Linked DNA regions of Mus musculus: all the other regions are linked to region 2. The links are chromatin loops, found by intact Hi-C in ENCODE. Cell type or tissue: gastrocnemius. All regions are shown on one strand. Region 1 holds the start of Pikfyve (phosphoinositide kinase, FYVE type zinc finger containing). Region 2 holds the start of Fzd5 (frizzled class receptor 5). Region 3 overlaps Plekhm3 (pleckstrin homology domain containing, family M, member 3). Region 4 has its middle 15 kb from the start of Gm24788.

What was found. A loop is a pair of places that touch in the nucleus more often than their neighbours do. Peaks named below come from ENCODE experiments on the same cell type or tissue, not always from the same donor. Only the 100,000 strongest peaks of a DNase experiment are listed, where the experiment ranks them.
Region 1: it touches region 2 in a loop (4-fold over the local background); 8 of 42 quality-filtered maps call a loop at or near these places.
Region 3: it touches region 2 in a loop (8-fold over the local background); 9 of 42 quality-filtered maps call a loop at or near these places.
Region 4: a loop joins it to region 2, with 2.9 times the contacts of the local background. A loop is called at or near these places in 14 of 42 quality-filtered maps.

Annotation. Positions count from the first base shown.
Region 1 is chr1:65,181,955-65,189,954 of GRCm38, forward strand. Pikfyve (phosphoinositide kinase, FYVE type zinc finger containing) reads left to right here and starts at 4,731. Exons shown (of 42, transcript NM_001310624.1): 1 at 4,731-4,879. It also overlaps a transcript of Idh1 not described here. In gastrocnemius, CTCF peaks have their summits at 3,802 and 4,754; DNase peaks (open chromatin) are centred at 3,282, 3,801, 4,682 and 6,846; H3K4me3 peaks cover 2,659 bases; H3K27ac peaks cover 2,903 bases.
Region 2 is chr1:64,734,133-64,742,132 of GRCm38, forward strand. It overlaps Fzd5 (frizzled class receptor 5), which reads right to left and starts at 3,618. Exons shown (of 2, transcript NM_022721.3): 1 at 3,001-3,618; 2 at 1-2,721. The coding sequence starts at 2,468. The coding sequence ends at 711. In gastrocnemius, CTCF peaks have their summits at 837, 1,780 (motif pointing right), 3,465 (motif pointing right) and 4,690; DNase peaks (open chromatin) are centred at 921, 1,431, 1,922, 2,310 and 5 more places; H3K4me3 peaks cover 4,660 bases; H3K27ac peaks cover 2,732 bases.
Region 3 is chr1:64,786,645-64,794,644 of GRCm38, forward strand. Plekhm3 (pleckstrin homology domain containing, family M, member 3) reads right to left here. Exons shown (of 8, transcript NM_001039493.1): 8 at 2,477-8,000. Among named protein-coding and RNA genes, the nearest start is that of Fzd5, 53 kb to the left of the region's middle. In gastrocnemius, no CTCF peak of the experiment used is centred here; DNase peaks (open chromatin) are centred at 1,380, 1,675, 3,685, 4,875 and 2 more places; H3K4me3 peaks cover 1,066 bases; H3K27ac peaks cover 2,438 bases.
Region 4 is chr1:64,982,263-64,990,262 of GRCm38, forward strand. No RefSeq gene overlaps it. Among named protein-coding and RNA genes, the nearest start is that of Gm24788, 15 kb to the right of the region's middle. In gastrocnemius, a CTCF peak has its summit at 4,113 (motif pointing left); a DNase peak (open chromatin) is centred at 4,104.

The DNA of each region.
Region 1 (8,000 bases), 450 kb after region 2:
GAGGCATGTTTGAATCTTTAAGGGTCAGGTGGAAGATTAGAGCCTCCTACCCCCAAAGAGAATGCAGAACTAGGGTAGGAGAATTACAGAGTCTGCTGTGATGGAAGCCCAGAAAGTTTTCAAGTACAGAAGAAGTACTGTAGAACGGTAAGAAAAAGACAGAGCCTGGAAAGAAGAGTGGGAAGAGCTCATGGATGCACTTTCAGTAGGATGAGCCTACGGTCACTCTGATCAGGAGCCCTGCTGAAGGGGACTGACATGGCTTTAGAAGGGGGACAACACTGTGAAGAAAGCACTTTTTAATAAAGATTGTCTCATGTGGTCCAGGTTAACCTTGAACTTGTTATGTAGCAGAGGCTGGCCTAGAACTTCTGGTGTTCTTGCCGCCACATGCCAAGTGTTGGGTACAGGCCTGGATTATACTTAGCTATAGAACAAATGCCGATGATTGCTAGTTTCTGTCATCTGGCATACTTGCAGGCCATTTAACTTGAGCAGAGTGGGTCAGATCCTGTTACTTTGGAATCATTTGCTTTGGTTGTTTCTTCTTTTATTTCCTCATCGCATCAATAATAATGAAAAATCCATCTTTATCTTGCTTGGTAAAAATGCTCTTTATCAATTCTGAATGCTAGATTAGTGGAACTAGTGGAACTGGAGTATAAACATTTTCAAAGTGCTTGTTAGAGCCACCAAATCATTTTGCTGAAACATATATCTACTTATACTTTCACATGCAGTGCGAAAGAGTGATAATTTCATTAGAGTCTAGCTAGAAATTAGTCTTACAGTAAACAAACAAACAAAAACAATCTACCACCACTACTACCATTGTCACCACCACCACCATCACCACACCAAAAAAACCAACCAAAAACAGCGTTTGCATTATATACCAAATGAAACCATAATTTCTTAGACAGTCAATTGATTAGCGGCACTGGACAGGAAATGTTGGAAGTTAGTCCACTAGGCCAGACAGTAAATATGTGCTTTCAATATGTCAGGATTGTACCCCACAGGTCTGCTGTAATGAGTTATTTGTGAAAACGGAAAGCCTCTGTGTCTCATCAGGCGAAGGTGCTCACTCTTGCCTTGTCTCAACACACTATAAGACAAAGAAAGGCATAGACACTATCCAGATGGGAGAGGAAGAAGTTAAGAGGCCCTGCCTGTAGGTGATATGATCTCAGATCAGAAAAATCCTAAATGTGTGACCTAAAACCTCTGGGAAGTACTGAAACTCAGTAGCATTGTGTGCCATGCAACCAACACAAACACACAAAAGGTCACAACAAAAACAAGGTCAAAACACAAACACGGTCAATAGTCCTTTTTTTCTCTAACAGCAACACAAAAACGGTAAATAGTCCTTTTTTTCTATAACAGAGAACTCCTCAGAAGAGATCAAGAAAACAATCTCACTTGTAATACTACAAAATGAAAATGCTTAGAATTAGGGGCTGGCCTGGTCTACAAAGCTAGTCCAAGACAGCAAAGACTGCACAAAGAAACCCTGTCTCAAGAAACCAAAAATGAATTGAGTGTAGTGTTTCAGTCCTGCAAACCCGGCACTCAGGAGGTGAGGCAGGAGACTCTCTGGTTTGAGGACAACTTTGGGTACATAGACATTGTCTCAAATCACCTGCTCCCCTAATAATGCTTCCCAGCTTTAAAAAGCAGAAATCTAGAAAAAGAGGCAATTCTATAATTTGTAGGACTACTAAAAGAGTAGTCCGAAAAACTAAAGATTCCAAATAGTACAAAGCTATGTTCATCAATACAGCATGGTCTCAGCACAAAAGTAGACATAGACCACAGAATAGAAAGAAAAGAGCAGGAATAAATCCACTTATGATAGACTTACTATTCAGAAAAACCCTGAGGGAAAGGATAGTCTGTTTAATGAATGTTATGGGAAAAACTGAATACCCACAGTGCACGAAGGAAATTAGATTGATATTTCACACTACATTTAAAATTAACTCAAATTGAATTAAATATCTAAATTTAACACCTAAAAAGTACAAATTAGTAGAAGAAAACACAAGCAAAAAAACCCATGACATTGCCCTGAGCAGTGACTTTTGTTTTTCTTATTTTATTTTTTTTTATTTATTTTTTGACTTTTATTTTTATTTTGTTTAACCCAAAAGCTTAGGCAAAAAAAAAAAAAAAAAAAAAAAAAAAAAAAAAAAAAGCAAAACAGACAAATAGGATGTTATCAAAATAAAGTGCTCTGGAAAGCGAGAAAAACAACTTTGAAGAGATGATCTATGGGATAGTAGAGAATATTTACTTGACTTTGAACATTAGAACAAATATAAATTTAAAAACAAGGAAATTTTATCCTTTGTGGCAACATACTGAACCTGGAGGAGCCTATAGGAAGTGAAATACGCCAGAAATAAAAGCCCTGTAAGGTCTCAAGTGTAGAGTTTTAAAAATGTTAAGTTAGAAAGAAAAAGAGCAGAGTGGTAGTTTTTAGGGGTTGGGGAGCAGAGGTAAGAGGGGAAAATAGGAAACAGAAAGCAAATGTTCAGAAAGTCATGGATCCTGGCAACAATACCCAGGGTTTTCATGAGATGCTTCCACTGGCCAAATCAGGGGCAACTTTTAGAGAATAGTGACAACTTTTAAAGAATAGTGACAACTTTTAGAGACTGAATAGTGACAGTGTTGAATTGGGGCATTACTGAGAAAAATTATATTGATACTAACCAATATAAAGAGAGGGAAAGGCTACGAATTCTCAGTAAAGTATTATAAGCACGTGAGCACAGTACCATAGTGCACCCAAGCCCAGCAAGTATCATAGAAGTGCTTGGATGGAAGTTCTGGGAAAGAATAGTTACAGGTACGCACAAAATGTCTCTACAGATAAAATACACCTGGGATTAATTTTTGATGTCTAGGATGAGGTAAGAACCCAAACTAATTTCTTTTCCTAAAAGAGAAGTCAATTTTCCCACAGAAATTAAACTTCATGCTAATGTAGGCACGGAAGTGCAAACTTCTGGGGAACATGGACTGTGTTATGGCCACAGCTTTACCTTTAGCACGGTACCTATGTGGCCAGTGACTGGCGCAGAGAACGAGGACTTGTCCAATTAATGACTCATAAAATGTTAGCTGAGGAGCTGGAGAGATGGCTCAATGTTAAGGGCATATACTGCTTTTGCAGAGGACCCAAGTTTGATTCCTAGCACCCACATTTGGGGGCTCACGACCTCCTATATCTCCAGTTTCAGAGGAATCTGACCCCCTGGCCGTCCCCCTATGCTCCTCTGGCACCCGCTCAGCCCACTATATCTTTTAAAAAGTGTTAGTTGATCGGGTGTTTCTGTACATAGAGTTTCTTCTGTATCTTGCTATCCTCTCTGCTGGATTATCTATTGTGTTCTCTTGGTCTATTTTATAATTTATTGTACGTTTATGGAATATTAGGGTCTGTTGGGCTAATTTAAGAAAAGATTTTTTTTTCTTCTTCTTAGGGAAGATGCTTGTGTATGTTTATGGGCCAAGGAAGGAGTTATTGGGAAAGGTTTGTTTGAAGAGACATTGCAAGCCCCCAGGGATATGTGTGAGGGACGTGGTTGGTGGTGGAGGTGGTTAGGTTAAGGATAGATAGTACCCAAGGTAGCCCGGTGTTTTGATTTGTATAGATGACAGTTAGAGTGGAGAGTGGAGAGAGGCACAGTAGTAATGAAGACCAATGCGGTCAGAGGACGCTGAGGACAAGATCCAAGAGCCAGTTAAGGATGGTGACCAGGAGTTGCAGCGTCCCCTAGCTTCAGGTTTTGATGGTAATTTCCAACGTTGAAACAAATCAAACAAACAAAAAACCAAAGCTGGGTGGGAAATGCCAAAGTTTTAGAAGAAAAGAATTCTCAGAATATCACCAACCTTCAGATTCCTTTCAATGCTCCCCTGCAAAGCCCTACGCTTTCAGTAAGCGGGTTTTAGCTTGTTTTCTACTTTTAACGGCACAGCCCTGTTAGCAGGACAAAAATAACGGGTCATGTTAATACTAAGCTGAGCAAGTCAGGGCTTGATAACTCTTATCTGCAACACAAAACCCGAATTAAAAAAAGCTATATTCAACCTCACTTGAGTCAGATTCTGTGCCAACTGCCTTTCATGCACAGTTCTACCTAATCCTCAAACAAGACCACCAAAAACATTAACAACAAAAACAACAACAGTAAAACAACAGGGAGTAAACGCAGCTATAATTAACCCTCCTTTACCCACCAGAGGTGTGAGGCCTAGAGAAACAAGCGATTTGTTCAAAGACACATAGTTGGTGTTAGCGGAGTCCTGAAAGGATCCTGAAAGCTAATTAACTACCTCTTCACTCTGGACTACACAGGTAGAAGTCGGTCCAAGAGAGCTCTGAGAGCGGTCCTAAATTATATGTGCTCACGTTGTTGAACACATACGGTAACAGCGACTGGCTGGCGTCTAATGCCTGGCGCGCGTGATGCTCACATGCACCGTCCTCCCCGCTTCCTTCAGGATGGCTGAGGCAGCGTTAAGTCCTCTGGGGGGAGGGGGGGGGGGGTCTAGAACGATACTCTCTGGGTTGGATTCTTTCAGCCTGAACATCTGATCGGAAGGTCTAGAGGGCGGAGAAAAGTAGGCGGAGCCGGCCCTTGGAGCCGGTTGATGATTGGTTAGAAGGGGTACTGGGCGGAGCCTTGAGGTGGTAGGCGGAAGCGAGAAGCCGCAGTTACCGCGTAAGCCTCTGGGCTTCTCGGCGCGACCGCCGGCTGCCTGAGAAAGCCGGCGCTGTGCTTGGCCTCGGCTTCCCGGCCGAGAGTGGTGAGGCGGAGGCCGGGGAGGCGGGAGGCCCGCGGGGCCGGGGCGGGAGGCGAAGGTAAGGGAGGCGGCGAGGCATGGGCAGGCAGGGCGCGCAGTGGGAGGAAGGCCAGCGTGGGTCGCGGAGCACCGCCGGAGGGATGGCGAGGGCCCGGGGCTCTGCGGCCGAGACTCGGCCGGCGAGCGGGGAAGACCCGCCGGGAACCGGCTGGCTTCTGAGCGCCCGGCGGCCCTGTGTGGCGAGACCGGCCGCGGGCCTCCTGGGCCATCTCCCGCCGAGGCTTCCTTGACACAATGGAAGTTCTCTTGCCTCTCTGTTTTCCTAATGCTCGAACTTATTTTGGAGGTGGACCATGTCATCCCTTCCTCTGAGCGGGCGAGCTCAAGTCTCAGGGTGCAGCCTACTCTGGAAAAGAAAGTTCTGACCCACAGAAACCATTCCATGCTTGAGTGTGTCCACCAGCTTAAATGCTGGTTTTTGCCATTTGAGGCTTTTATTTTTCCTTTTTAACTTTAACGTAGTCCTGTTTTGAGGAGGAGGCTTTGTTTCCGAGTAAGTCGTTTCCCCTTTCCCAAGAGGTTCCCAAGAAAGGTTGAAAGTGAAATTTGATGGATGCATTTAGGAATTTAGGGTCTTCTGTCCTATGTAGGTTCTTAGGACATTCAGGGGAAGATGGCAATTCTGCATAAAGCAGGTCATTGCTGTGTATCTTAAGTGCGTAATGTGTTAAATGATGAAGGGTTGCTTCTTCAGTTGGTGCATCTTGTGTTGGTAGAGGTAGACGCCCAGCAAACCTCACCGTCTTGTTTTACATTTATTTGAGTCTCTTTCTGCCTCTCCAGGACTCCCACTCTGTCCCATTCCCTCTCCCCCCCCCCCGGGGGGGGGGAGTGAAAGAGAGATAGACAGAGACAGAGACCGACACACGTGCGGGGTGGCGGCGGGGGTTGGGTGGGGGGAAGATAGTCTTAGTTTCTTTCTCTTCGATTCATTAGGTTAAGGCTTGTGACTAAGGTCAGGACTTTTCTGAGAAGCAACACTAATTTCCTGAGTCCTCCCCCTCCCTTTGCCTCTTTCTGGAAAAGTTACGTGGATCACACTGGTTTTCCTTTAATGTTTCTGTTGTGCATGGGTCACAAAATGAACAATATGCCTTTCTTGATGGAAGCTAACATTGCTTGTATTCAGCTGTCCTGCATTAATAGATAAAAGTTTGAGAATTATACTTAAGAAAAAAACACTCTAGAAAATGATTACACTGCTGTTTTGAATTTCACCTACAGTTTTCGTATGAGCTGATAGGTCAAGCTACACTTTAATATCGAATTCATTTTCTGATTTGCTTCACCAAGATACTCATTTCAAATCTGTGTATACCACACTAGTGCAGAGAAACACTGCAGAAGTTGTTGGATAAGTAGGTTAATATTTCTAATTATGTATTCAGAAAGAGCCATCCTTTACAGTATAAACAGTTATTATGCTGCTAAAAATCAGAGTTGTAATTTTTTTGGTTGCTGGTGGCATGTAATTATTAAGATTAGGTCTATGTGGTTGTATTTATGTTTTTAGAGACTGCACTTGATGTGATGTGTGTTTTCATGATAATTTTTTACTTTCACATGTCCAAAGGTTAAAGAAAGTTGTGGATATAGAAGACCTTTAGAAGTAATTCTAAGACTCTGTAGGTGGATTGGTTTTTGTGCTTTCGTTGGTGCTTTTGTGGACGTAGAATAGGTTGTGTTTGGAAGCATGAGGGTTTTCATTGCCATTACATCTTTTTTCTCTGGTGGTCTTTAAAACAAAACAAAACTTTGAGTTTTTACTTGATTAATCGCCATCTTAATCCTTTATGCTATAGCATCGAAGTTGTATGTTAGCTTGACACAAGCTGGAGTTTTCAGACAGGAGAGCCTCAATTGAGGCTTCATAAGATGGACTGTAAGCAAACCTGTAGGGTATCATCTTAACTAGTGATTGATGGGGGAAGGCCCAGCCCCCACGGTGGGTGGTGTCCATCCCTGGGCTGGCTGGTGGTCCTGGGTTCTATAAGAAAGCAGGCTAAACACTTGTTCATGAGGAACAAGCCAGTAAGCAGCACCCCTCCATGGCCTTTGCCTCAGCTCCTGCCTCCAGGTCTTACCCTGCTTGTGTTCCTTTCCTGACCACCTTTGATGATAAACAATGGTGTGGAAGTGTAAACTAAATAAACCCTTTACTCCAGACGTTCCTTTGGTCATGGTGTTTCATCACAGCAGTAGTAACCCTGACTGAGACAATACTTTACCTGATACTAGAGGTCCTCCTTCCCTGTCTTTCTTCTTCCCTTTCCTCTCTTTCCCCTACTCCATCGCCTTCCTCTTTTCTTTTCCTCCCCATCCTTTCCAATAAGCACTTGTTGCCAAAATTCCATCCAAGTCAGTGGTTTCATTTCTGTTTTAATTTACTAATTTGAGAGAATCTTGAGTATTAAGAGACTACAGTTGGCTAGAATTGGAAGTCTGTGAAGAATACAAATTTTTTTTGATAGAAGACTGTCAGAGAATTTTGTTGCAAGAGTTGTATAGTCACAAGTCTATTTATTACTATCTCTGATTCACCCAAAAGAAAACTGTTTTAGTTGCCTCAATTGTTAATTATAGTAATAATACTTACTTATGTGACTTCTAGGAGTGTTGTGAATATAAAATGAACCTATACATCTGATTTTGAAGGAGAAAACAGTTTTAGGAGAATATAATGCCCTTTTTTCTAAAGTATAGATAGATTACAAACTTTAGCATTTTTTACTAACATAGCAAAGGATATTTCTCTTTAAACTTTCAATCTAAGAGGGGAAGAGCCTCAGTCCCTTCCTATGACTTTATTTCGTGACTAGACTCACTGCTTTGGCCCATTATGCTTTCTTGGTTACTTATAAGCAAAAACACCTTTTAAGAAGGTCATACCTTAATGTCTTTTGAGTTTAGGCTTATAAGGTAGTTGTGGAAATCCCAGGTTCCTGTGCCTACGAGGAGAGAAGAGGAAGCCTGTTGATTCGAGCACTTGTCACAGGCGTTGCCAAAGCCCTTTGCTCAGATTGCATAGACATGTCCTGCCAGCTGACTGGCTTTCTTTTCCTCAGATACATATGTAAAATGAGGCTGAGTAGTTTATGTTATATAAAGTCAGTTTCTGC
Region 2 (8,000 bases):
ACGCTTGCTGAGCAAGGTTAAGGAGGCTCACAAAACTCTAACCTTATCATGTGAGGGATGGTCCTAACCACATCATGGTCTACTTTCACAGAGGACTTGAGGGGGCTAGACACAGAAAGAGCAGATGGCCTCTGGCCTCTAAGTGTCCTGGACATTTTAAGCACTGTAAGAAGAAACTACCTTAAAACACACACACACACACACACACACACACACACTCCACACCTTCCCACTCACAGCAGCCTTTCACTGTTCACATTTATAAAAAAAAAAAAAAAAGACACGTATAGGAAATATATTTTCCTAATTTAGACCACACAGTCCAAAAAAACCTGAACCAACAGTAACCTCATTACAATGCCAATTTGAGGATTATGTAGCCCCCAAAGCAAAGGTAAATTTTGTTGCCAAAATGCAACAAAGTTAAAACTTAAAATACATATAAATTAAAAACAAGGTACTTCTAAAGAAAGCAGTAAGAAATGCAAACTAGAATACACTTAACCCACTGCCCTGCGAGCCGAGCCCCCTGTAGAAGACTGGGGACAGGTAATCTCTTGAAACCGCCCCCTTTTCCTCTCCAAGCCACTCTGGGAGGGGGCATCAGCACCAAGAAGGTAAACGGAAGTGACCTTCACAAAGCTACCAAGCGAAACAACTGCCCCCTTCAACTTCCAGCACTGTCCCTGGGCCTCGGCCTCCAGGCCTTCCTATACGTGCGACAGGGACACTTGCTTGTGGTATGCGGCGGTGGGGCCAGGCGGCCCGGTCCTGCCGGTGAGCGCGGCGCTGGCCTCCGCATAGTCTCCTGCGGCCATAGCGCCACCGCTCTTGTGGCCCCGCCGAGAGCTGCAGCAGCAGCGGCTGGTGAACCGCCGCCAAGACTCCAGAGTCTTGCCGGACCAGATCCAGACTCCCGACGTGATGCCCACCACCAGGCACATGAAGTACTTGAGCATGAGCACCCAGTACTCGGGTTTGGCGCGTGGCTGGCCAGCGTCCGGTCCCGGACACGCGCAGGTGAGGGCTGCCTCCCAGCTCTCCCGGTAGTGCTGCTCATACAGGTAGCAGGCCACCACGATGCTGGCTGGCACCGTGTAGAGCAGGGTGAAGATGCCGATGCGGATCATGAGCTTCTCTAGCTTGTCCGTCTTAGTGCCACCCTGCTTGATGACGCTCCGGATGCGGAAGAGTGACACGAAGCCTGCCAGAAGGAAGAGCGTGCCCACCAACAGGTACAGCACCAGTGGGCCCAAGACAAAGCCTCGTAGTGAGTTCAGGTTTTGGTTGCCCACATAGCAGATGCCAGCCACTGGGTCCCCGTCCACCGAGCTCAGTGCCAGCGCCGTAATGGACTTGACACTGGGGATGAGCCAGGCAGCAAGGTGGAAGTACTGTGCATAACCTGCGATGGCTTCATTGCCCCACTTCATGCCAGCCGCCAAGAACCAGGTGAGCGACAGGATGACCCACCAGATGGAGCTGGCCATGCCAAAGAAATAGACTAAGAGGAAGACAACCGTGCACAGCGCAGGGCCGGTAGTCTCATAGTGAATGTGGCTGTGCTCACGGCTGCAAGCGACGCTGGCATGGCCCACTACCAGGCGCACCAAGAATCCCAGTGACACACACAGGTAGCACGCAGACAAGAAGATGATGGGGCGCTCAGGGTAGCGGAATCGTTCCATGTCAATGAGGAAGGTGGCAACGGTGGTGGACGTGGAGATGAAGCACAGCACAGACCACAGGCCAATCCAGAAGGTGGCGAATGTGCGCTCGTCCGGGCTGAAGGACGGCTGGTAGCAGGGCACCGCGCAGTTGGGCACTTGGCCGGTGCGCACCTTGTTGTAGAGTGGGTGTGACTCCTTCAGGATGGGCACGAAGGGCTCGCGGCACGTGCACACGGATGGGCCTCCCGAGGGGCACTCGCCCCCGGAAGATGGCGCCCCTGGTGGTCCTGGGAGTGTAGGTTTGGCCGGGAAGGACTTAGGGGACGCGGTGGTGGCTTCGCTTCGGTTATAATCCATACACAGAACCTCGGCGTCGCCGCCCAGCACAGGGAGGCGGTCGCAGCTCATGCGCTCGGGCCAGGCGAAGCCGTACTGGCGCATGAGCGGCGAGCAGCCGGCCTTGGCGCGCTCGCACACGGAACGGCACGGTGGTAGCGGCTTGTGGTAGTCAGGCAAACAGATGGGCGTGTACATAGAGCACAGGAAGAAGCGCAGGTCCGGTGAGCAGTGGATCTCCACAAGCGGCCAGAATTGGTGCACCTCCAGGCCTGCTTCGTCCTGCGTGTCATGGTTGAACTGGTTGGGCATGTGCGTCAGGTTGTAGCCGATGCCTCGGCACATGGGCACCGTGATTTCCTGGCACACCGGGGCCTTGGAGGCGGCCGCTGCCCGGCCCACCAGCTGCGCCAGCAACAGCAGCAGAAGAGAGGGAGGCGCAGACGGGTCGGGTCGAGCCATCGTCTCCTTCTTCCCTTTGCCTCCCGCTGCCTGAGAGGGTCTGCGTTGGCCGACGAATCTGCGGCCGGGGCTTCCCTCTCCGGAGTCTTGAGTGTGACGCCCGGGCTGGCAACCTGTTGGTTTCTTTTTCTCTTAAAGAAATCCGTCCAAAGATAAACTGTTTCTGGAAGGCGCTGCCTCCGCCGGCAGCACTCAGTTCCACACCAGATAGGGCTGGAGGGATGATTAGGGCTCCGACTCCAAGGACAGAACTCTTAAAAGAGAAGGTAGGGGAAAAGAAAAATCGCAACCACTCCTCTTAGAGGAGCGCCAACCACTTGGTCTCCGCAAACCAGCTCCAATCTCAAGATTAACTCCTTTCCTCCCCTCCTCCTAGAACCAAACTTCAGACGCCCCCACCCCCTCCACCCCACTGCCCGCGCCCGCCTCTCTTTTCTGGCCCGGCCCTGCAGGCTGTGCCTGGGGCCAGAGAGCTCAGTCCCCGAGATGGGGGCAGAGGAACCGGGTGAACTGGGAAGACGCGGGCTCTCACCTCGGAGGATCCTGCTGGGCGGCAGATGTCTGCGACCAGCCGGGCTCCTCAGTCGCGCGACTCCGAATCGGGCCAGAGCTGGGAAAGTTTAACGACAAGCTAGGTACCTGTGGCGGCGACACATGGCAGCAGGTGGAGGGCGTTTCAGAGAGCAGGGCGCCCCTCGACCATGGGCGGCGCGGGCCGGTCACTCGCCTTCTCTTCCTTCGGGGCCCCCTGCATGATTCGGGCAGAGCAAGGCAGGGGCAGGCCGTGCCTTCCACCGGCGTCCCGGGGCCGGGACGAAGGGCAAGGGCGCCGGGCAGCACTTGAACTGCGCGGAGGGGTGCGGCAGCCGGAGGGGACCCCGCCACCTCACAGCACAGCGAGCAGCCAGCGCTGGTCGGGCGGGGACTGCATAGTCCGCACCCGCCGCCGCGTCCCGCCAGCCGCTCGCCGCCTCCCCTGCAGGGGGCTCCGCGCTCCAGCAGACTCCGGGGGGCGGTGGCGGCGCTCTCGGGACGCGCCCCGCTCGGCTCCTCCCCCGCGCTCTCGCACTCTTTCGCCCACCTCCAGGGAGCTCCGAGCTGTGCGCGACGGCAGAGGACAAGTCGCGGCCGCAGGCTGACTGCCCTCTCCCGCCCCGCCCGGGTCACCTGCCTCTAATGCCCGCCGGGAGGCCCCGCCCCGGGACCGCCCCTCCCGCCCCCTCCCGCCCTGCCCCGAGCTGGGCCGTCCCACGAATCGCTCTCCGGGTCCCCGCCCACCGCCCCGCTGTCCTGGCCTCTCCGCGAGCGCCCCGCGGCCCCGCCCGGAGCGGGCAGCGGAAGAGCGTCGGCCAATAGTGGACCGGGAAGTTACGAGGGCGGGGTCAATGCTAATGAGTCCTCCCAGAGAACCCGGGCGGGAAACCTGGCCCCAAGTCCTTCTGGAGTTCTCTGCGGTGGTTCACCAGGATGGTGCTCACTTTCCTGAGGGCTCTGTTCTCTGAACGCCGGCTTCCAGGGCCTCCACCAGGCCACCTCTCTCCAGCTGAGTGTCCTTATCGAGGTCTGGCGCTTGTTTAAAGGGATGAGAGGTCAATTCGGTTGTGCCACCTGTCCTCTTTCTAAGCTGCCTTGTGCTAGGTGACAGACGTGCTAGTACTTAATGAGCAACCTCGTGTTAGTTAATCGTTTACACCTTGATACGCGATCTGGATACCGTAGGATTCTGAGGCCAGAACACCTCAGAACTTGACCTACACAGCTGAGCTAACAAGACAGCAGAGACGTTGACAAACTTGTGCCCCTCCCTGTGCGAGCTCCTGGCACACAATAGGCGCTCTGACCTGGAATCCCAAACCAGAAGCTGGGCAGCAGAGTTCACAATCTTTACCACTCACCCCTCCCTTAGAAATATCGATATTTCCCAGGCTTTGCCCTTTTATATATAACAAAATCTTGTCCTTGTGACAAGAGAATGAATTTCTTTCCAGTTTTGGAAGTCTCTAGAGACGTTAGTCCTTAGCAGTTGCGGTTTATAATCCCTGGCAGATCCGAATTTGCCCACAGAGAAAAACTCTTGAACTGGAGCAGTGTACAGCTCAGGGTGCTTGGTCCCCCAGGGTTGGCTGCTGTGCACTCTGGCGAGGTTGAGACCGGATAACCGGGGCGTACTGGGGCAGTGGGAACCGTGAAAAGACCTGCTGCGCACAGTCAACGCAGGGACACGCAGTGGCGCTCTCCTGATGGGTTAGTATACTCCAAGTTTTAAATGTCCCACAAATGCCTCTCTTCTACGAGTTCTAATTAGGCTGGGAGACCGAGGTGTTTAGCATGCTTGAAATTCGTTCACACGCTTATGAAGAGGCTTTAAATTGTAGACTGCTCCTTCACTCCTCCTTCCGCTGGGGGAGGGGAGTGGGAGGGATTTGAAGTAGGGGAGGGCATAGGAGTACTTGAAGGACTCTGAACTGGCCTCACTGACTGAGATCTGTTGGGTTGTTATTGTCTTCTGTGCCGTCTGTACGGGCTGAAAAGCCATCTTCAGTTTATCAGCAAGGCGTTGTGGAGGCTAATGAAACTCCGTGTTTAATCTCAGACATCACAGCTAAATGTTTATAATGTATATTGCTTCATTCCCTAGAATTCTACCTCTTTTATTATTCTATCTCCCTAGAATTTAATCTCTTTAGTTCTTAGTAACTGCTTGGCCCTCGGGGTCTAGAAACATCCCGGGCTAAGAATTATTGGAGGGGTGAAAAACTATAGCACACCAGTCAGATAAGGAAGGACCCGTAGTGGAAAGTATGTCCAGCCTGCCGACATGCCAAGGGAGGCTGCTACACTTTATGTGCTGTGTATGTTGCTGCGATGGACAAGTGTTGGCTAATAATAAAAATTATTTGGAAGTTGGAGAATGTAAACTACTCACACTGGAATTCACCCAGGAACCTTGGGTTGTTCCACTTGGTTCTGCCTAGACCATTACTGTCTTACTGCTCTGTCAACCTTCCTTAACAACAAAAATCTGACTTTTGCTTAGAGATCCCAAGTAGTTACAGTAGTAATGGAAGGGAACGTTGGCTGGGTGTGGTGGCTCAGACCTCTAAATCCAACACTCTATAGGGGGACAGCAGGAAGATTCTGAGTTTGAAGACAACCTGGGCTACACTGACAGTCTGTGTTTCAAAACAAAATCCAAAAAAGGTGACAAAGTAAACGTGTATCTTTTTTTGTGTGTGTGTTGTTTTAGTTTTTGCTTTCCCACATATATTACTTAAAGGTTATTTTAAGATATGCTGATTGGGGCTGGAGCTCAGCAGTTAAAGAGCATTGTGTGCTCTTTCAGAGGACCTGGGTTCAGTTCCCAGTACCCACACAGTGGCTCACAACCATCTGTACAATCCCAGGAGAGCTGGTCCTTCCTCTCTTATACCCTTCATGGCTGCCATGCATAGACCTGGTACACATGCATGCATGCAAGCAAAACATTCATACACCTAAAGATAAATCTAAAAACAGAATAGTTTTTTTAAAGTATGCTGAGTACTTAACATACCTCAGGCAGGCTGCTAAATATTTTGCCTCGTTTAATGCTTGGAATAATCATATACAGAAACTGTCACCAGAACAACTCATTGGGTTTATTGGGTGTAACTAGTCCACAAAAAGGGTAGCAGTCGATATTTCTTATACTTCATTATTATTACAGTTAATAACAATGCGGTACAATTGTAAATTACTAAGAGTAGACTTTAAGTGTTCTTATCACAACACACACAAAGATAAGTATGTGGGCTAGAAATGCAACTCATTTAGTTACCTATCGAACACAAAGACCCAGGTTCAATTCCCAATACCACCTAAAACTAGGCATTGTCCTCATGCCTATAATCCCAGGATTTAAGAGGTGGGGCCTGGAAGGTCAGAAGTTCAAAGTCATCCATCATCGACTGCGATCAAGTTGGAGGCCAGCCTGGGTTACAGGAAACTTAAAAAACAAAAACAGAAACAGAAAACAAAAGAAAAAAGACCCATGTGTTACATATGCTAAAATAGTTTGAATTAACCATCCCAGCAGACATAGCTATATCTAAGCAGCAGGATGTAGTCATAAACATATACAATTTGTACTTAATCAATTTAAAGAGTTCTTTCCGGCCTAGAGAGACGGCTCAATCAAAAAGTCCGTTCTCTCAAGCATAAGAACTCCCAACACCCACTAAAAGCTGCAAATGGTGAATGCCAATAATCCCAGCACTGACGATTCCTCGGGCTTGTTGGCCTGCCAGTCCAGTGGTATCAGTGAGCTCCCGTTTCAGTAAGAGACCCTGTCTCACAAAGCAACAGAGGAAGACACTCACCACAGGCTTCCAACCTCCAAGTGAGCTTGCGCACATAAGAATAAACCCACCCACATGAACATGTGCACACAGTAAATACATAGTTTAATTTAAACTTAATTTTTATTGTTTTTGTTTGTTTGTTTGTTTGTTTGTTTTTTGGTTTTTTGAGACAGGGTTTCTCTGTATAGCCCTGGCTGTCCTGAAACTCATTTTATAGACCAGGTTGGCCTCGAACTCAGAAATCTGCCTGCCTCTGCCTCCCGAGTGCTGGGATTAAAGGCTTGTGCCACCACGCCCAGCTTTAAACTTAATTATTAAAATTCCCTTTAAAGTGCAAAATTTTTCTTCTGAGGTTCAATTTATTATACAAACAATTAGAATACTTTTTTTAAAAGTACCAATTGTGTGTGTGCAGCACTGGAGATTGAACCTAGGGTCTTGCACATCCTACGCAAGTTCTCAGTCACTGAGATAGACACTCTATCAGCCCATACAAATATTTCAAATTCAATTTTATTTGTTATTAGTACTGTAGGTATGTATCCTGGTTCGAGTATGCCATGGTGCTGTGTGCCAGTCAGAGCTCTCTTTCTACCCGGGTTCCAGGGTTAAACTCGGGCTAATGGTTTTGCATGCCAAGCTCTTTTGCCTGCTGAGCCATCTCATCAGTCCGAAGATAACATTTTTTATTGGGTTTTTTTGTTTGTTTGTTTGGTTGGTTGGTTGGTTGGGTTTTTGGGGGGTGCTTTTGTTTTTGTTGTGGTGGTTTTTTTGTTTGTTTGTTTGTTTTTTGTTTTTTGTTTTTTTGTTTTGTTTTTTGCCAGAGTTTCACTCTGTAGCCCTGGCTAGCCTGGAACTTTGCTTTGTAGATCAGGCTAGCTTCAAAATCATCTGCCTGAGTGCTGGGATTAACCGGGTACACTACCATGCTCAGCTCCAAAGACAAAACGCTTAAGCACTTAAAACTCTACCAACTGTCATCTATTGCTTTGCTCAGATGTCCCCCCATAAAGCCACTTAACTAAATATCACACTTCTGATAGCTGCTATATTAAAAATATTTTTGCAGACTCAAATTCATAGGAAGCAACTTAGATTACTGTTCAAGATATATTTATTCATTGTTGAAAATTTGGAGAATAATGCTATTTATCTTGTTTTTTTTAAATGTCTGGCATCCTATAGAGTCTAA
Region 3 (8,000 bases), 53 kb after region 2:
ACACCTCCCCCTCCAAACACCAGGTGATTCTCCATCTTAAACATGCCTGTTTACACGGACGACGGTTAAGCTCAGGACTGAACTAGGAATCGGCGCTCACAGGTGTGCACCTCGGTGAGTGCACACCGAGAAAGAGAATAAGATGCTCTCTTTGTGGCTAGCGCAGCCCCTGCAGCCATGAGAGAGCTATTCGTGACCTCTACAGAGGACATATACGACACAGGTAGGTAGAATCTAACCACAGCCTGGAAGGAAATAATGGAAACAATGGGGGTGTAAAGGTTAGCTCTTATGAAAATCGAGGCTGGTAAGCAGTGCGTTCCAAAGTTTTGTCTGTTGGAAAGTAACAAAGTCCTGTAGCCCACACTCCCTCTGTAGACCACCCCTATACTAAGCTAATGTTTATTTCAAGGTAACTTCTTCACCTAGACTAGTCTCCTTTCCCTCCTCATATTGGGGATTGAACATAGGGCCTTGCACATATGAGTGAGCAATGCGTTTCCACTGAGCTGGGTCCCTAGCCCCTCATTTAAAAATTTGAGACAGAATCACATTAGGTTGCCCCACCTGGCCTTGAACTCACACAGACCTTGAATCTGGAATCCTCCTACCTCAGTCTCCTAAGTAGCTGAGATCACAGGCCTCTGTTACTTTCAGACCACATCCATTCTACCCAAGGGGCCTTTCTTTACCTTTTGTGGTATTGGGGATCAAATCCAGGGCATGTATTCCCTCACTGGGGTTATATCCCTAGCTCACAATCACACAGCCTTAAAATACTACTATTCCTCAGGCCCCATCCAGAGAGATTTTGACACAATTGTCTGTGACAGGACTTGACCTTCTGCTCTTATTTGTGTTTTAATATGGGAAGCACTGACTGAAGCCATATGTTGAGTCAGTGTCAAAGGAGAACCGAATCATGCCCTTAGAGTGTGGAGGAGATGGCCAAGATGTCGGTTTTCTCCTAGCCTCTGATAGCATCGGCACCTTCCCTCTGAAAGTGCCCAAGCAGTTCCCTGGCTGTTCCCCAGACATCGTATACTCCAACTGTGACCTGCTGAATGTGGGCTCTGGCTTCATTATGTGTCTGGTTCTCCAAGGTGAAACATTAACTCGTCCCCCCCTGTTACGCATCATAGCAGCTTTGGGGTGAGGATGAAGTCCAGCTAGTCCTGGGGCAGAGTGTGGGCTGGGCTGCTTTCCTGTGTGGACAGGCAGGGCAGGGCCTAGTTTGGGTGTGTCTAGGGAGTAAGGCTCAGGGTTCACCCTTGGCAAATGTTTAGCCAGAAATGCCTTTGCTAGTCTCTTTTCAATGTCCTTCTTTGGGAAAGTGAGTGGCGATGGTGCTTTGGCAAGGCTCCAAGAAGACAGTTGTCATACCCTTGGGCCTTTCTGGCCGAGGGGCAAGGGCCAGCCCAGGCAGAAGGCAGGTGCCTATTTTTAATAAATTCTCAACTCTCTGAGGCTGCTCTACACCTGCTCCTTATTTTCTTTCTCTTATTTTGTGTCAGACTCTGTAGTCCTGGCTGTCGTAGAACTGGTTATATAGTCCAGGCTGGCCTTGAACTCACAGGAATCATTTGCCTGGTGCCTGAGTGCTGGGATTAAAGGTTTGTACCACCATGGCCACATCTTTCTTTTCTTTTCCCAGAGTATGGCCCTCTGCCACAGCCTTTTCCTCATGCTGACCGACTGGCACTGCCTCCTATGTGGGGGCAGGAGAGGGCTGTGAGAATGGCTGGGATTGCTGGGGGAAGACAGGGAGAGGACAGACACTCAGCAGACCACCTCAGACCACCTCAGGGCACTGGTCTCAGAACTGCCTTGATTCAGCAAAGAAAGCCCAGAAGAGACACTGCTTCTTCCACACGTTACACCTTTGTCCTCCTTAGCCTTTCTTGTCAATTTGACACAACCAAGAGTCACTTGGGGTGGGAGTGTTAACTGAGGGGCTACCTACGTCACGTCTAGATTAGGTTGGCCTGAAAACTCTTTCCTCCCTAAGAGGCTTCTACCACAGTGTTTATCACATCAACAGAAAGCAAACTCCGGTAATATTTTCTGTAAATGCAGAAAAGGCTGAGAACACTATAAGGTTATAAATCCAGATGTAAGAGATATTTAAAGCACAGCAGGGCTGGAGAGATGGCTCAGCAGCTAAGGATGCTTGCAGCTCTTCCAGAGGACCTGGGTTTAGATCTCAGAACCCGTATGGTGGCTCACAACCATCTATAAAACCAGTTCTAGGGGAATCCAATGCCCTCTGTTGAACTCCTTGGGCAACAAGCATGAGTGTAGTATACAAACACACAGCAAACCTCTCACACACATCAAACAAAAAGGTCTTAATCCCCCTTCTTCTACAAAAGTAAATAGCCCACTCTCAATAGACCTCAAATCTTGATTTTGCCAAGGGCTCACTTCCCCATTTCCTGAAGATTTTTTTCTTAAATAAAGCTGATATGAGAGAAAGTACTTCCATTGTCATTTATTGAGAGGGAGAGAACTTTATACATTAGGAACAGGTGCACTTAAATTATTGTGACAGATAAATGTAAAAAAAAAAGAGAGAGAGAGATGTCCTGTCAACAGCACAACTTCAATTTTATACTATTACAGTTACTAGCTTTAAAAATAATGTAAACAAAAATATGGATAAATTAACCAAAAAAGGCAATCAGATCCAGACAACAGGGACCACGTAAACTAGCACATTAGCTATTGCGAATAACTAACAGAGAGAAGGAACAGCTCAAAGGCACATCCTGATTGCTTCTGTACCGCATGAGCAGAAGGAAGGGGAATGACTCGGATCTGAGCTAGGAGCCCGAGAACGAGCTATACAGGACCATCCACGTCACACACTCTTGCTCTTCACCTGCAGTCTTGGCGTCCTCCTCCCTTTATCATTCCTTGGAGACAGGTAAGGACTGTTTACAGTAAGAGCCGGACAGGTAACCAGAGGCAGAGCTCACTGCAATGAGGGCCTGATCCGGTGGCTTGGTGGACTGCCCCGGCGAAAATAGGGACACTGTCATCCACACACATCCCCGAGGCTTCCCACCTTCTACGTGGAACACAGGTGGCAAGTAAAGAGAATCTTTATACAATAAAGGAAAAAAATCCTCCTGTTGATGTCACTTCTGAACCTAGTAAAGACTAAGTTCACAGACTTTGTCATTCACTTCTGCATAGCTAGTTTTCTTTCTTTCCCCATTGACTGTGGTGACATGACATTCCCCTGAGTTTGGTTAATGAAAGCAAGCAAACAAAGAGTGGCTGAGAAACATCATAAAATAAAGTCAAAACATTGTATGATTATGCCTATTGTATTTCCTGGTAAAAGTGCCAATGGCACCGAAGAAACTGATGTTTCACTCAGATAATGCGTTTGCAATGTGAATCCCTTTACTTGTGAAGTTAAGGCACCAGGTTAAGCAAAGGTGGACGTGCATCTCGGAATACACAGGCTCCAGGTGGGCTGTGTACTGAACAAGAGCCAGCAGGGAAGCGCGAAGGGATCCATAGTTGGTTGAAGGGTCCTGCAGGCTTCAAGTGGGTCAGAGACTAGACTAGACTATAAGGCACTCCTACAGGGAGATGAACCGGTGGGAAGGAAGGGCCGCTGGCCAGTTGGTCTCTAGGTGGTTTATTAACATGAGCCTCAAACCTGGCCCAGGGCTGAGGAAGCAAGCAGGCAAGGCAATCATGGGAGGGGACAGGGCTGGGTTACAGCTTCCAAGGCTGGCCAGATGGGCCCAACTGTGGAAGAGCTGTCCTAGGTGTCTTGTTCATCTGGCCTGGGAAACAAGTGGCTTCACTAGGGAGCTTTCTAAAACGACAGCAGCCAGCGTCTCTTTTCCCTCAGAGCAGAGCCCTAGCAGAGCAGCCTGGGTCCCTCTCACTAGTGCCTCCCATCACATCAGAGCCTACTCTATGGAGACAGTGCTACATGCCATGGTCACCAGGAACCCATCTTACATAAAACACACTGGCAAATGCTGGAGAGGCTCAGCTACATTTTCCCTTTCACCCAGAGTTTTACAGTGATGTAGATTTTTTTGTTTTAGCCCCGCACCCACTAAAACATACCAGAAAACAAACAAACAAACAAACAAACAACCTCAAGTCAGAGAGTTTTGAATCTAAAGGACAGAAGTGCCTACAGAGAGACTACTGGGTGCTAAAACTTAACTGTTAAGAAACTGTCCCTGTGACAGAGATCAGCATTGGTTAGATTAGCTGAGGGGTTTACTCACGTAGCTTGTAGTATGCTGGGGTCAGGCGAGTGGGACAGGCAGAGCAGTGAGCCACGTTCCTAATGCCCACCACCACTACTGAGTCAGTACCAAGGAATGGATGACAAGGGCCAGAGGCTCCAGGGAGAAGTGGCCAAGGAAGAAAGGGCTAGCTTCTTTCCCCTTTGTCTCAAATTCCTGACATCTCCACATTATTTCAGAAGATGAAAAGTCATGTAGAAAACTCCCAAAACAATATTGCACACTTCCCTATTTACCATAAGAAAAACCAAATCAAACAAAATAAAATAGTCTGTGTTGGGAACAGGCAGTATTCCAACTAAGGGTCAAAGCCTAATTTCTAATCTGACTATTTCAGCAAAGCTTGGGAGAAGACCCAGAGCTGATCTGCAGGGTGAGAGGGCAGAGCTCCCCTGAACTAGCAGCAGAACTTTTCTCTACTTCCTTGCTGGCAGCGGGCTTTGCTCTTGGTGCTCAGGGTGTGTGGCATTACTGTGGTCCTGTATCACTGTGCTCCTGCTATCATAGGTAGTTTGTGTCTGGAGATCTCTGGGCCACGGATGGAGAATGAACTTGCAGGGCTGCAAGCCAAGCTTCCTGGAGGAGTTGCAGAAAGCAATCTGTCAGTGCTCATGTGCAGTGTGCACACATGACAAGCAGAGACAGGCCAGACCTCACCGAGGGTGTGCTGCAACTCAGCCACAGTGACAGAGTGACACAGACACCTTTGTTTTGGGGCAGCTGAGGGGAATCACAGCACGGGGCTATTTCAGACTGTATTGGAACCTTCGAATCCCGAGGCACTGTAATCACACACTCCTTTTTTTTTTTTTGGTAGAGGCCTATTATAGAAGAATCAAGAAGCAGTTAACCTTTCAGCTCATCAAATGTAAAAACTCCCAAAAGATGGCTGTTATTCAGCACATGAAGTCAGGGGGAAGACAGAGTTTGCATGGTTTTCATATAAGGCTGTGTCCAACTTTGGGAACAGGCAGCCCTGGAAAGAACTCCTCTCCCATCAGAGCTGACTGCCTTTGGAGCACCCTGCAGCCTTCCTACTGCGGTGCAAATGCAGGTCTATTTTAGGAACTGGTTTCTTAACGGTGGGGTTGGGTGCCAACACTTCCCCCGGGCTGGATGGTGTCACACATGAGTTTCTGGCACTAGCAGGAGGGAATTCTTGTGCTACACCAGGGAATGGCTGTTTAGTGAAAAGCCGTTCCCTGGGCTTTGCAAGCAGCTCCAGGAGATTAATGGACCGTTTTCCATTATGCTTTACGTGTATGGTATTTACTGAGATGAAAAAAAAGGAGGTGGAAATGCACAGGCTTGCTTTTGTTTCGATGGTTTCTAAGCAGTGGAACAACTACCTAACACTGCACCAAGTCATTTGTTAGACCTGAAAACAGTAAGGGCCTTCATGCACTCTGAGACATTCTGGGCTGAAAATAGCAATTTTGAATTTTCATGGCAGATCCAACTCCTGATCTGGCTCCACGGTGTCCTATCAGATTCCGGTGGTGGTGGCAGAGAACGCTGTTGTGAGTCCTGAGCGGGCATGGACCATAGTGAAAACAGAAGTAGCAGGACATGGCTCCAATTCCAGATCATGAGTGACAGCATGCTTATCTTTCCCTTTAAAAAATAAACACGAAGCAATGTCCAGGGAAAGGTCTTAGGAGTGTCCAAGGTCCGCTCACACACAGCAAGGCCCTCTAAGGGGCAGTGGGGACAGACAACTCAGGTGTGCTAAACAGGGATCCAGATTTCACCCTCGGCTTTTATTAGGTCTAATCTTGGGCACCTGTGAGTTGGGGCAGGACATGGGGCCAACCTGGGGTCGGGGGCTCTGTTCTTCAAGTCTCTGTGCTCAGTGTGCTGGGAATGGCGTCTCTGACAGTCAGAATCACAGATACATTAGTTTCAGCAAAGGTCAAGAGTAAGCTACGGTGACAGGGACTGGGGGTGGAGGGAGAAGGCACTGTGCCACGGGAGCACATCTGTTTCATAATAAGCAGGTCTAGAATTCTCCAGTGAAAGATCATGTTCTGTTCTCTGAGGCTGGAAAATATAAATACTGTATTTCATGAACAAGAGGAGGAAGAGAGAGACTCAAATCTGTTTGTCTGTTTTGCCAAGTGTTTGAGACTTCCCACCTTTGTCCTTTATGCGCAACATTCCCTACCACTCATTCCAGTGAGGTCAACCTGCCTTCCCAAGAGTTTATAAAAGGCACCGTGAGGTGTCTGGTAAATAGGGCCCTGGCCTTTTACCAAGTTTCATGCCTTGGCTATAGCTTCCGGGTAGCTAGGAAATGAACACACGTGTGGCGTTCAACTGCATGGTCTGGGGCCAAAGGAAATGGTGTGGGCCAAGAGGTGAAATGCTTGCCTCTAACTGCACAAGTCAGCTGAATGTCTCCCACTAGACTGAAGCATCGAGAGCTGGTGCCTGTGGGAGCAACTTGGAGTTGAACCCCTGCGTTCTCTGTGAGCCAGTGTTTCCCCTGATCTGAACAGCAGTGAAAATCCCAAAGGACAGAAGCATGGGCGGCAGTGGGCAACACCAGCTCCAGGTGAAAGACACAAACAAGTACTTCCTGGTGAGTCCATTCTCCTGCCTTGGAAAGAGTTAAGGAAGAAGGAATGCTGGCCGCCAGGGTCTCAGTGCCTTCCTAGCAGCCATCTTGGTCACAGTGACAACTATGCAGGCTCTTACAAGGAAGGGGATCACAGTGGGAGTACACTACCCTCCAAAGAGCGAAGTGATCCACTTCCCATTCCTACCACGCTAGTTACTCTTTGTGTTACTGTAAGGTGGCAATTATATATGTATATATCTACTTATTTCGATAATATTAATTCATTAATTCTATTTATGTTTGGTATTTTCTTAATAGTTTAGGTTTGTATTTTTCAAAATGTTACTTCTTAATAACTTTTAATAATTACATAATTTTTACTTTTAAATATTTTTTAAAAATAATTAAAAACAAGTAAAGCCAGGTATGATGGTGCATACCTATAGTCCCAGCATTTGGAGGATGAGGCAGCAGGGTCACAGGTTAGAGGCCAGCCAGGGATATATAGCAGGACCCTGTCTTAAAATATGTCCCCATCCCAAACAAACAAAACATCCAGGATACAAAAGCAAGAGTAGTTACGCGGACTGAATAAAGGTCAAAAGTGCTGTGAAGGACAAGGAGAAATAAAACATTCAAACGACAGGTGGGTCCTGCCGATGGAGGGCTCTGGGGAAGGAAACATCCGGTCCTCCAAGATGCGTGCAGTAAACTCTACCTAGCAGACTATGCACTGATGCGCTTGAGTGCAATCCTGGGACACTTCCTCCTGGGCAGCACCGTGAAAAACATGACCAGTGTCCTCCATTCCACGCTTGGAACTGTTCTTAGGGCACCCATGTGCACTCTCTGGCAGGCATTGTAGACTCTGATCATCAGGAAGGTGCTGGGCTTCGTACCAGCCAACAGACAACGACATGAAGTGACTGGCCACTGAGGTCCTCGCTTTCTGTACTCTCTCTCAGGGACTGAGTTCACACCCAACGCAGCTCAGTTCCTGATGCTCTCTGTTGAAGGAAGGGGCCTCTCGCTTTCTGCTATGTGGCTCTGCTTCACTCTTCCCATCTCTGCCAAAGACTCTGGGCCTGGAAGTATCCAGAAACATTCTTGTGTTTTAGGGATGTCCTTGTGAAGCAGATGACAATGGCTCTACCTCA
Region 4 (8,000 bases), 250 kb after region 2:
AGAAAAGAGAACGGAGAGAACAGGAGTGCAAATGTCCTTGGAGTACCTGGAAATGACACCTGGCAGCCAGCAACCTTTTGTGCGTCTTTGTTGCACTGTTTTCCCCACAGCGGGCTTTCAAGGGTAGCTTTATTACACTGATTACTAAATTAGTGTTGGATTTAATGAGAGAGATCTGTCCTTTTATTTGTGCCTTTTCCCTTCTTCTTCTTCTTACTTAAAAAAAGAAAAAGGATCAGCATCACAAAAGCTTTGTACGTTTCTAGTTTGCTTTTGATGATGTGACCATTTGCTCTCATCCATCTCCATGGTAATAGGGCTTCTTCCACCCCCACTTCCCCAGCCTCCCAGCCTGGGAGGCTTCTGGAGGGAGTCGAGGAGAGGTACACGTTAAAATAATGCAGAGAAACAAATTGGTCTCTGTAAATAGGCCCTATCTTCAAAGCCTTTGAATTTTCTTCAGAATATGATCCATTTTTTCCCTGAACATGAAAATAGGACTATTGCAGATAAAATATTTGAAAGTAAAAAATTTGCATCTTAACAAATACATCTCAGTAAGTATCTGTATTCCAAAATAAGACTCAAACAGGATTTTTAAAATTAGAAAAGGCTCAGGCCTTATTCGGCCCAGGATGTAGCTACTTGAGGAAACCGTGGAGCTAGGATTTATGTCTCCCCACAAGATAACCTTTGCTCTGTTCTTATTATGGCAACAATACCAGTCATGATGTTAGTAACATTAGCTATAGCGCATATTGATAACGAATACAAACATATCAAGAGATAATAAGTATAAGACACACTGAAAATGAAAAGCAATTGTTATGCCCATAGTGAACAACCTTTTATTATAACTCACAGGGGTTTGCTGTAGATTGAGACAAGGTCACATGGTGTAGCCCTGACTGGCCTCCAATTCACAAAGATCCTCCACCTCAGCTGGCTTTTAACTTGACTTTTTTTTTTTAAATCGATTTTGTAAAATTTTTAAAAATCATGTTATTTTAAATAATAAATGCATAGAACTAGCTTACTATTCCTAAAGATGATTTCTACACACACACACACACACACACACACACACACACACACACACGCACATATAGTGGTATGTAAAATAAAAGATAACAGCACTGGTGATCTCTGAGCGGCTGTACTTGTTCATAGTTTTTTTGGCTGGTAATGTAGTGCAGTTGGTAGAACGTTTATCTAGCTTGGGTTGGATCTCCAGTGTTGCAGAAAATGGGGTGTGGTGGTACAAGACTATAACTCCAGCACTCTGGAGCAAGTAGGAGGAAGAAATTTAAAGGTATTCCTTGGCTATGTAGTAAGCTGGAGACCAGCCTGGGATACATGAGACCCTTCCTCAAAGGAAAGAAAAATGTTTTTGTGTTTAAATATTTTTTACTATAAAGTTTGCATTATTTTTTACATAAGGAAAATGTTTTTTTGTTTTTAGGGGAAACTCCATATTTGATGCTTAAAAACATAAATCATAGGTCTGGTAAAAGGGCAAGGGCGCGGCCAACAAAGGTGCCTGACACCAAGTCTGAAGACCTGAGTTAGGACCAGGGAGCCAGCCGCATGGTGGGAGGAGAGATCTGACTCTCTACAGCTGCCTTCTGATTCACACCACGCATGACCTGACATGTTCATGTCTACACGTAAAATAGATAAGTGTGTTCAACAGTTTAAATTGCTCATACCTGGCCCAATCTTCCTGTTCTTTTCCTATAAACTATGAAATAATCTATGTTGCAAATCAGCTGTAGACACCAGCCCTGTTCTGTCTAGTATGAGTTGGTGCTGGGAATGAAGTGGCTGGTTTCTCTTTCACAAAATGGTGGTGGATCCCACTCAGCCAGGGACAGATTGGCTGATTCTACCTGAACATTTGGTAAAAATGTACTTTTAACCTAAGTCTTGGAAAGCATTTCCTAGCCCTCAACTCACTGAAGGCCTCATTAAGATATTTCGTTTGTTTTAAAGACCTTTCAAGTCCTCTGAAGGTTCGCTAGATGCCCCAGTGTAGGGGAACCGAGGGCAGGAAGGTGGGTGTGGGTGGGTGGGTAGAGGAACACCCTCATAGAAGCAGGGAGAGGGAGGATATGATGGGTGTTTCTGGGAGGGAGGGAAACCAGGAAAGGGGATAACATTTGAAATGTAAATAAAGAAAATATCCAATATAAACAAACAAACAAACAAACAAACAAACAAACGACTTTTCATAGGTCTACAAACAAAACCCAATGATCAATTGCACCTAGGGGATTATGGGACACTTTCTGGAAATAAACAATATGCAAGGCAGACCACAGTATCACACATGGGGTAAGGTCCCTGGAGCATTGTGGGCAGACGCTAAGGGAAGGTACTATGATCCTAAATCAAAGATGCCTCCAGGGCTTGGGTGTAACACGAAACTCAGCCAACCAGGGAAGCAAAGAAGAACCTGCTGCTAGTTAGACGGTCACCTCAGCTCCAAGTGTGAACTACTGGGAACGACTGTCTTTTGGCATTGTTCTCTCTACTTGATTATAGTTCAAATCAACTGGACCCATCAGCTTTCTTACTGACTTATTTATTCTTATTTTATGTGCTTGGTGTTTCACCTACATATATGTCTGTGTGAGAGTGTCAGATCCTCTGGAACTGGAGTTACTGAGAGTTTCGAGTTATATGGGTGCTGGGAGTTGAACCTGGGTACTCTGAAAGAGCAGCCAGTGCTCTTGACTGCTGAGCCGTCTTTCCAGCCTCAAAGGCCTTTTAATTTCAACACTAATATTGCTTTAATCACTGCTACAGAAAGCTAGTGCTTGAAACCTTGAGAAAGGATCCAATGAGCACTTACTACAAATTTTTATACATCTTAAAGATTTTCCTGGAAACAAGACTGATTGGAATGGGAGGAATATAGTAACAGAAAATAGAGCTTATGCCGAGACAGTGAAACTGAGTGGGAAAAGTCTGTCCTGATTAAGGGGTTCTCTTGCTCCAAACTCTCCAAGTCTGAAAGACCATCTACCCGTGGCTCTTCTCTTCTCTTCTCTTCATGCCAGAATTCAGCCCACCAGCAACTCTTCACATTGTCTTTCCAAAGCATCTGTCATTCCTTGACTTCCTACCTTTCCTCCACATCAGACCCTCCATCTCAGGGTCTCAGAGTCTCAGGGTCTCAGCCGCAATATCTCTTATATAAGCAGCACAATGGCTTTCGATGCATCTCTCCCTCTGACCCTCACTCCCACCCATTTTCACCATGGCAGCCAGATGCAAAGCGTCCATCAGACCATGCACACTCTATCCCGGCTAAAAAGGCATCCTTTCCGCAGAATGCAGAGCAAATTCCTTTCACCTCCAGTGCCTACCCTGTGTAGACATGGCTGACCTGCCTCTTCTCCCATTTCTTCTCCTGCTCCGTGGATCTCCATGATACTTTTTGCTCTCCAGATGTCCCCTGTGTGTACATAGACCCTGCACAAAGGACTCTCCTTGTTTTGTGTTCTTTTATTCATACATCTACCACCAATTATTTTAATTTCCCACAGCATGCAAGTGTGCTCAAATGCACTATTGCAGGAGGGCTTTCCCCCCCACACACGCGCACACACACACACACACACACACACACACCTTACTGAAAATAGCATCTTGAGCCTCCTCTCCTTCCTTTGCCTTTATGCTCCTTATCATGAGCTGAAATTATAATATACTATTTAATGAGTTTGCCTTTTGTCTCTGTCTCTGGAAGGCAAACTGTGCAAGGAAGACTGTGGTCTTTCTTATTACCCTTTCTCGAAGTAGTTCTTTACTTATATGAACGACTCAACACATATACCTGTGGAATGAATTTATGATTTCATCTTAATCCTTTCTTCTCCTGTGAACAATTTTGGGAATGAAGGCTACTGGGATGCCTGGGGACAGTATGTCAGGAAGCCAGCTGTGCTAAGTGACATGCTGCATGTCTGTCATGAGTCAACGTTTCCGTGGTGCCTGTGGGTATTTAGGCTGTAATCTCTGTGGTGCAGAGCTGAGCACCTAAACAATGCTGTATGAAATGCTGTGAAACAGCCTGCAATCCTCTACGTAAGTGCATGCCGCCCCCTGTAGGTGGTTATCTTGTTGAAGCTGGAGACTCACTCTGTTCTACAAATGATTTGAATGTACATCATCTATAAACTAAGTGCTGAAAGGATTGAGTAAGGTTTGTGATTTCCAATTTAATCCTCGGATCGGGTTCTGCGATTCCAATGCACATGTGTGTGTGCGTTCATTTGAAATATCTAGCAGTTATCAGACTTGAGAAATGTCAGTTCTTTCCAAGTTAGTTTATCGCAACTCCAGTGAAAATATGTAACACTAATTATTATTTTGTTTCTTTTTATTTTGAGGAAGAGTCTCACCATTTAGCCCTGTCTGGTTTGGAATACACAGAGATCCATCTATGTCTGCCACCATGGCTAGATTATTTATTTTTATTTTTAGCTACGTATATGGATGTGTAAGTCTATGCATATGAGTGCAGATTCCTGCCAAGCCCAGAGGCACTGGACTGCCCAGGAGCTGGAGTCATAGGTGACAGTAAATTGTCTGATGTTGGTGCTGGGAACTGATCTTGGGTTTTTTGGAAGAACTCCTGCCTCTCTTTTATTTTTCTTTATTTCTTATAGAACTGAGCACGTTGTTTCTGAGCCTTACATGAAAAAGATAAGAAAGATAGGAAAGAATAGTTAAAGGAGTAATAAAAGCAGGTATCCTGGTAGAGCCTGACCTTGCTAGATGCTAAGATAAGCTGCAAAACTCCTTCCTATATTTAACACAGTCCCTATTCTTGGAAGGGATGATTTGGCATAAATTCCTGTCAGTTGTCCCCAGCTCAACATTTAAATCTCAATTTTAACAAAAAACAAGTTTTCTAATGCTAACTCATGCTAAATATGTATAGGAAAACCAGGGTTTCAAAATCACCCAGGGAACCATTCAGATAGCATGAGTGTTCATTATTACTATACTGGGATTTACTGTGCTATAATAACCATAGTAATGGAACAACAGCAGAGCAAAGACACCCGCAGGGTCCTTCAAACTCTCCCCGCTGGCATGGAACCTGAGTAGTATTCTTTCATTTGGTTGTTCTCAGCAATAGATTGGTTTGGGGCCCAGATTCACCTGGGTAGACTCTCAAATGAAGGATTGTCTAAACTGGTTTTGGCTTGTGGGCATACCTGCAGGAGACTGTTCTAATTAATTTAAGTGATTTGAGAAAACCCAGCCCAGTGTGGGTGGCTCCACTCCCTATTCAGGAGGCCTGAGCTTTGTAAGAGTTGCTCAAGTCCAGTTGAGTGCAGGCAGGCAGATGAGCATTTGTGCAATCACTTCTCTTTGCTCTTGACAATGATGTGATGTTGTGATCTGTTCCAAGTTCCTACTGCCTTGATTTTCCCTACATATTAGACCATGCCTGGAGTTGCAAGCATTAACAACAGCCTTTCTTTCTCTTAAGTCATTGTTTGTTTGTTTTGTTTTGAGACAGACACTCTCTGGATGACCTGCAACTTGCCATGTGAAGGAACCAAGCTAGTCTTGAACTCATGGAGATCTTCCTGCCTCTACCTCTGAGTGCTAGGATTAGAAGCATGTGCCACCATGCCTGGCTTCTAAATTGCTTTTGATCACAGCATAAAACAAGGAGTTTTATCACAGCAGTGGAAATAGATCACACAGCAACAGCCATTCCCCCCACCTATCTGACCTATGTGCAGAATGTCTCAGGCATTGTACTAGTGTCTGCTTGCTCCTGATACACCAATCTTCAGAATTCTTGACGAAGAAATTACAGTTCTGAAGAGATTCCCAAAATCTTCTAAGTTATCCTGTGGTGGGTTTTTGTTGTTGTTGTTGTTTTTGTCAGTTTATTTTGTCTTTTTGTTTTAGTGCCTTCTTTCCATGTTTTGCTGGGTAGTTTTTGTTTAGAGTCATCCAGGAAGATGGAATGCCAGCTGAAGAATTGCCTCTGTCTAAATGCCTGTGAGGCAAGTCTGTGGGCAGTTTTCCTGGTTGATGACTGACATTGAAGGTCCCTGTGAAGCCACCACTGGGCAGGTGGTTCTGGGCTGTTTAAGAAAGAGGGCTGAGTAAGCCAGTAAACCATGTTCCTTCAGGGCCAGCCTCTGCTTCAGTTCCTGCCCCACTTACCTCAGTGATGGACTACAATGTGGCTAAATTAACCCTTCCCTTCCTTAAGCTGGCTTGACCAGAGTATTAGATCATAGACCACAGCAACAGAGAGCAAGCTAACACAAAGACATTTAACTGGCAGTGACTGCCCATTGTGGTAAATACTGAGACCTTTCTACTGTGAAAAAAAACATGTTAAAGTTTCTAATATGTTCTGGAAAACCAGAGCCCAAATAAGCTAAACCAAAAATAAAATGGTGCTGATAAATGCATGGGTTTGGGGTTTATTTATTGTACTGGCATACATAGGTTGGAATGATCTGGCATTCCAATGATGTATGAAAATGATTGTTACCTGGCAAAGACAATGGGTAACAAAGAATGTGAAAACAAGGAAACTTAATGCAAGATAATCGCTGAATTAAATGAAATGATAATAGGACAAATGTTTGAAATTAAAGGTTATGGCTTTGGTTTGAGACAGGGTCTCATGCAACCCAGACTAGCCTTGGACTCTGTAGCCTAGGATGACCCTGAACTGCAGCCCAGGCTGACCCCAGACTCTGTAGCTGACGGTAACCCTGAGTTGCTTGATCCTCCTCGTCCTCCTGACTCTGCCTCCCAAGTGCTAAGACTTCAGGCTTGTGCCTCTACTTAATAGTTATCTTGTTTCATATTCATTTTTATTTATGTGTGTGTGCACGTGCGTGCGCATGCATGCATGGGAGGCTAGAGGCATATATCAGACTGCCTGAAACTTGAGTTACAGGCACTTGGTTACAGGAACCAAACTCTGGTCTCTGGCAGAACACCAAGCATTCTTAACCGCTGAGCCCTCTCTCCAGCCCTAAAGTTATCTTTTTAAAAACAAAATTTAAAGGGACATTTTTCAACCCCCATTCACCCCATTTACGATTCAAGAAATAGCCAAAAAATTATAAGCAACCTGCATGCCTACTAAGTGATGGATGGATTTGTAAAAGTGTGCCACAAACACACAAGAAACACCAGAGCCGAAGGGAGAATGAAATTCTGGCAGAGCTAGCGATCGTTGTATCGAATAAGCCAGAAAGACAGACGTACCACACAGTCTCACCCGCTCACAGAATCTAAACATGTGGATTTCACAGAAGCTGAAAGGAAGATGGTAGTTGTCACAATCTGGGAGATAGGGACAGCTGGGACCAGTTGCCTAATGTTTGCAGTTACGGAGGAACAGGCGCAAGCCGGCTTACCTCCCGTGAGCTTGTACTCAGCAGGGTGACCACAGAGAACGACAATCTCCTGTATCTTTCATAAAGCTAGAAGAAGGAGTCAGAAGGTTCTTCCATACAGGAATGACAAGTCTTTGAGGAGATGCAGGCATTTGATTTGGTTTAAGCATTTCACAACCTGCATCAGTCCATTAATAGGTACACTGCTATATTTGAAAAATTACTGCATTTAAATTGTTTTTTACTTATTTGTTTGTTAATTTTTGTGGGCATATGTGGGTGTGTGTTCATGCCGTAGCATGTGTATGTAAGTCAGAGGACAACTAGCTGGAATCAGTTTCCCTCCTGTGATGGCTTGTATATGCTTGGCCCGGGAAGTGGCACTATTAGGAAACGTGGCCTTGTTGGAGTAGGTGTGTCACTGTGGTCATGGGCTTAAGACCTTCACTGCCTGGAAGTCAGTCTTCCACTAGCCACCTTCAGATGAAGACATAGAACTCTCAGCTCCTCCTGCACCTTGTCTGCCTGGATGCTGCCATGCTCCCACCTTGATGATAGTAGACTGAGCCTCTGAACCTGTAAGCTAGCCACCATTAGATATTG